Regions from separate parts of the Mus musculus genome. Here region 2 is linked to region 1. Evidence: chromatin loops called from intact Hi-C (ENCODE). Cell type or tissue: gastrocnemius. All regions are shown on one strand. Links, peaks and the distances in the headings refer to the core of each region. The heading gives the core; the rest is flanking DNA. Region 1 overlaps Rbpms (RNA binding protein gene with multiple splicing). Region 2 overlaps Rbpms (RNA binding protein gene with multiple splicing).

The links. A loop is a pair of places that touch in the nucleus more often than their neighbours do. Peaks named below come from ENCODE experiments on the same cell type or tissue, not always from the same donor. Only the 100,000 strongest peaks of a DNase experiment are listed, where the experiment ranks them.
Region 2: a loop joins it to region 1, with 2.4 times the contacts of the local background. A loop is called at or near these places in 4 of 42 quality-filtered maps.

Annotation. Positions count from the first base shown.
Region 1 is chr8:33,861,321-33,864,126 of GRCm38, forward strand. Rbpms (RNA binding protein gene with multiple splicing) reads right to left here. Exons shown (of 8, transcript NM_001042674.2): 4 at 1,666-1,728. Among named protein-coding and RNA genes, the nearest start is that of Gm51528, 61 kb to the right of the region's middle. In gastrocnemius, for the core only: no CTCF peak of the experiment used is centred there; no DNase peak of the experiment used is centred there.
Region 2 is chr8:33,913,118-33,915,923 of GRCm38, forward strand. The region is part of intron 1 of Rbpms (RNA binding protein gene with multiple splicing); the gene reads right to left. Among named protein-coding and RNA genes, the nearest start is that of Gm51528, 9.3 kb to the right of the region's middle. In gastrocnemius, for the core only: no CTCF peak of the experiment used is centred there; a DNase peak (open chromatin) is centred at 1,241; H3K4me3 peaks cover 821 bases; H3K27ac peaks cover 2,122 bases.

The DNA.
Region 1 (2,806 bases), core at 173-2,672:
CCATGCTTCCCGTCATAATGATAATGGACTGAAGCTCTGAACCTGTAAGCAAGCCCCCAAATAAATGTTTTCAGGGTTGTCAGAGTTATGGTGTCACTTCAGAAAAACAGAACAATGACCAAGAAAGATATTGGTACCAGGAGTGGGGTACTGCTGTGACAGGCTTGGCCACACTGTTTATTGGAGGAATGTAGGTAAACTTGGGGACTTTAGACTAAAAAAAGCAGAGGGGGAAGTGGGGTAGGGGAGCTAATGGGTCAGCATATTTGGAACATGGAGGACAGTGATGTGGGAGCCCAGCTAGAGAGGTTTCAGAGAGGAAGAATATTAGTAAAGGACTCAGACAACACTGTTGTGGAATTTTGGCAAAGAATGTGGCTACCTATTTTTATTAAAAAAATCTTTCTGATGATGGGGCTGGAGAGATGGCTTAGCAGTTAACGACTCCAGAGGTCCTGAGTTCAATTCCCAGCAACCACATGGTGGCTCACAACCATCTGCAATGGGATCTGATGCCCTTTTCTGGTGTATCTAAAGACAGAAAATAAAGCTTTTAAAAAGTTTCAAAAAACAATCTTCTTGATGGTATATATTGAGATTAATGGCATTAATAATTCCAGGAGGGTCTGCTATTGGCTATGTTATGTGGTTATTAGCAATACCTCTTTTGCAGATCTATAAGGAAAAGGAACAAACTGAACAATGAGAAATAGACAAGCGTGAAGCTTGAGGAGAACAGGAGGACCATGCATGTGATGGAGCCATGTCCAGTGCTTAGGAGAGCAAGCGGAAAGGAAAGCCTGCCACAAATGGGGTCAAAAGAGTGACCTCAGTGCAAGGCCCCACCCAACCAACAAAGCTTCAAATTTATGAGAAGAAATTAAAGAACAGCGTAAGCCATGAAGAAAAGCTGAGGCAAACGTAACTCAATGTTCCAGCCCCAACAAGCAGAACTTGGCAGCTTCGGCAATGTGGTTCCTGCTTTAGAGCCAAGGGTACAAGAAACGGGTTGTGGAATTTCCCTCCAAGGCAACAAGAAAGCCCCTGAAGCCAGGTGTGCATCTGCGGTGGTGTCCCTGCATGGAGGCGCAGGAGTTATTGTCTAAAGTTGTGAAGATGAAGCCTAGATTGTATTGGAGATCCGGGTATGTTGGAGATACAGATTCATGGGACACCCACATGGGAAACCTGCAGAGCGGGTGGGAAATCAGTAAATCTTAAAAAAAAAAAAAAAAAGGTGTGGCTTTTCGGAAGAAGGCGTGTCACTAGGAGTCGGTCTCTGAGGTTTCAAAAGCCCACGTCAGACCCAGACCCTCTGTCTACCTGCTTCCTGTGGATCAAGATATGGCTGTCATGGGCTGCTCCAGCTTTACGTGTGCTCCTGGGCTCCCCTTCAAGATGGAATTGCCCTGTTCTCTGTCCTCACAGCAACAGAACAGTGACTAAGACAGTCTTCTCGGAATTACCTGTCTGTTTAATGGCGCATAGGGAATAAGAAGCCAGGGGTAGCTTGTTAGGGCTGCTGCAGCCCAGGCTTTGATACTACCTACCCTAGTGACACTCCAAGAGACCTATGATCTACGGGGCTTCCGTTACCTAAGGTACCTAAGGAAACGAACAATCAGAGTGAAGGATCAGAGCGATGCACACTTGATGCACACTTACGTTCAAAGCGTTCTTTGCGGCCTCTGCTTCTGAGCGACTGTCAAAACTGACAAAGCCTACGGGCTAAGGGAAAGAGAGAGAGAGAAATCAAGATTAAAAAAAGAAAGACCTCAATCAAGGGACATCTGTTTTCTAGGTCAAGTGTGGTGTCTAACTGAAGAACTAAGATAAAGAAATGACCACAGGCAATGGGTAGAAAGGAGAAAGCCAATCCCAAGAATCAGGATATGATGGCTTAATAAATTTCTCACGTGAATCAACGGGATGGTGAGTGTAGTTCTTGGAGGGCAAAGCCAGGAATTTAGAGAATCATGTTTTAAAAAGGAAAAAAAATAGACGTGGTTGGAAGGTGAGCAGCAGTGAACGGGGATGGAGGGAAATCTGGGCTGGAGAAGATCTAAGTTTCCCAATCAAATTCACTGTACCTCAGCTTCTTCGTCTTTTAAAATGCAAAGAGAAAGCGAATCACGTTTTGGTTCACTGTAAGTGCAAGGAATATAATGACACAGAGGTGAGAAGCCCAGGGACTACAAAATAAAGCTTCAGTCTCAGAGCCAAGCCGTGCTTTCTAAGGCATGGAAGGTCACTGCTCAAAGTCACAGGCCCCTTTTAGAGCTTCCAGTGGGTACGCTGCCTACAGCCTAGCTCACCTCTGTTACAGCAGGGGTTACAACTCACTAAAAACCCTGTCAATCACCACCTCTAGCCTGTCCTTGCTACACTGCATACCTCGACTCGTCTGTTCTGTTTTGATTGTGTGTTTGGATTTGAGACAGGGTTTTTCTGTGTAGTCCTGGCTATCCTGGAACTCCCTTTGTAGACCAGGCTGGCCTTGAACTCACAGAGATCCACCTGCTGGAATTACAGGCACGTGCCACCACCACTATGCCACCTGGTTTTCAGCTGTGCTTTTAGAGGTTTGGTGGAGAGCAGGATTATTTACCATCTAATATTCATATATAAATGGCAAATATTCCATGAAGAGAACTTGGCAAGAATTGTGACTAGGGCTGCAGAGATGGCTCAGCGACTGGGATCACTGAGAGGTGTTGATTCCCAACACCAACATGTAACTCCAATTCCTGGGGATGTATGCCCTCTTCTGGCTTCTGTGGACAATTATTGAAGAGAGAGTACACAC
Region 2 (2,806 bases), core at 113-2,612, 52 kb after region 1:
GTCCAACAGTGACCCATGGTATTACAAAAGGCACAGGCAACCTTTGTTAGCCAGATTTCTCCGGCTGTAATAGAACACCAGACCTAAAACAACCTGAGGAGCAAAGGGTTAGAGCATAGCTTTAGTCAGAAAGGAAGGCTGGTCGGTGGGGGGCTGAAATTCAGGTAGAACCCTGGAGGCAGGCTGATTATTGACTTGCCTCCCATCCCCCATCCCTACCCCACCCCACCCCCAACCCCTGCTTTTTCAGCCTCAATTTCTAATACCAGCCAGGACTACCTGCTGGAAGGTCCCCAGTGGTCCAGGCCCTCCCAGGTCAACCATTAATCAAGAAATGGCCACAGCCAGTCCTGTCCTGTTGGGGCTCTTCTTCCCAGCTAATCCAGTTTTTGACTACAAGCCAGGATTTTCAGGAACAAACAGTTGGGAGGACAGTTAATGGTTAAAACATTATGGACGGAGAGCCCAGTGGTCAAGCGCGCCAAAACAAAACAAGAACAAACGCTGACTTCTCTGCAGAAATTAGAGGCTCACTGCATAGCCCCAAGTTGTAACCACTTCAATTCTTCCTCCTCTGAAAATCTGTCTTCTTTTTAAGACTCACAATCAGCTGGGTGGATGCAGGACGAGGATCAAATGTCAACAGACACACTTCTGTTAGGTCCAATGGAGCACTCCAAAATGGCAGTGATGGTCACGCTGCTTTAGGCCCAATAAACTGAAAAACTGTTACCAGGCAAACGACCCTAAAGGTGAGTTTTTGTTCACCAGGAAACTCTGCCCTTCATCCACCCCAAAGGTCAAGTACCCTGGGCAAAGGCATCTAGTTCTGGGTCAATCTGAACAGCTCAAAGATGCTGGCCCTGTGACCGCCATATAAAATCTGCTAGCTTTTCCACCATATTCCTCTTCCGTTGCCCCTCCCTCCAGTCTTGCCAGTTTGCAGGTTTATTTGCAATAAACTTTTCTTTCTACCCCGGAGTGGTCTGGTTTGACGGTTTTGCTGCGTCCTCGCTTACAACGTGCCCTACCTAACAGTTTTTAAAAAGTACTAAGGCCTGGGTGCTGGGTTTCAGACCCCGGACAAGTGAGGAGATGCTTATCGGGCTTCCGGGTTCTCCCAGCATCCCTCAGTCCCCACCTGTTCCAGGGCGTGGCTGGCCATACCCCGCCCTCTACCCAGAACTTCCCAATCCAGGGATAGGCTTCCTCTCCCCCAGAGGCTCTTCAAGACTCTCCAGACATTTGGGCGGGTCTCCACTCCCCATCTCCTAGCGCCTCCGGCCTTTTCTGTCTCCCAATCCGACAGGAACTTCTCTGACCTCATGCTGGGAGATCAGCGGGAACCCTCCCTTTAGGTACTTTCAATTCAGCTTGAATTGGCTATTTTGTGGGTGGAGAAATCCTATCGCGGGGGTTACAGTTTGATGGGATGAACGCCTGCTTTTTTAATCAATCCCTCACACAACATTAAAAAAAAAAAAAAAAAAAAACGGGAACAGAAAAGATGAGCGTTAAGCCCGCCTTTGATCCCAGCACCCAGACGGCAGATCTCTGAATTCAAGGCCAGCCTGGTCTACAAAACAAGTTCCAGGACAGGACACAGGGAAACCGGATCTCAAGGAAGGAACAAACAAAAGAACAATAAGAAAACGACAGAAATATATCAATATTTTAGATACCGGGTTTTTCATTATGAATAACTTTCCCCTATTAGCTGAATTCCAATGTTTGGGTTCTTTTAACAGCTGGGTCGGTCTCACATCTAAAATACAGAGGTTCCCAGCACATTTAGCATACAAATAAAACCCTTTAGAACTGGGGACTGAATGGCTGCTTTAACCTTATCTCTGCATCAAGTTCACTGCTTGATGCCTGGGTGTAAATACTCTACATCCCTCCACCCCCACACAGGGGCTGTGCACAAAACATTTATCAGCTAGCCTTCTGGATGTAGCACTTAAAAAGAAAACAAAGAACCCTAAAAAAAAGTGCTTCACAAAGATATTTGTCCTTTTCAGCTGAAAACTAGAAGAAAACCACAAATCTACTTTGGGGGGAGGGAGTGTGTTTCTAGTTATTAAATGAGATTTCTACTCCTTAAAAAGATGTAGGAGGAGGGGCTGGAGAGATGTCTCAGGTTAAGAGCACTGACAGCTCTTCCAGAGGTCCTGAGTTCAACTCCAGCAACCACATGGTAGCCCATAACCATCTGTAATTCATACAATTCCCTTTTCTGGTGTGTATAAAGGCAGCTACACTGTACTCATATACAAAAAATGAATAAATATCTTTTTTAAAAAAGATGCACTGGGAAGTTTATTACTGCAAGTCAGCAAAAATTTGTAAGGGGGGAAAAAATCCTGATAAGACCTAACTACTTAGTCAGTAATATAGAGGGGGTAACATTCAAACATTGGGTGTGGACACTTCTTCATTGTGCGTCTAATATCTGAAATCCGCTGATTAAAACTGTTTTGTTGTTGGCTTAAAGACACCTCCCACTGTGGGACAGACAGTCTAGACGAAGGAAAAAGATCTGCTTTTATTTATGCACAGACAAGGTGTCACTCACTCTCCTGCAAACCTCCTGCCTCAGCCTCCTTACTGCTGGGCTGTGTCTCCCGAGCCAGCATACCCAGCAAAACCTCTTTCCTCTGCATTCCCATTCTGTTTATACCCCACATTCTGATGGGCGCCGCCTCTTAAGCAAATGTTTGAAGCCAGAGTAAAACCTACATGGACACGAGACAGTCGGTGCCTTTCTTTCCCCTTGGGGTAGAAAACCATGCCCTCCTAAAGGACT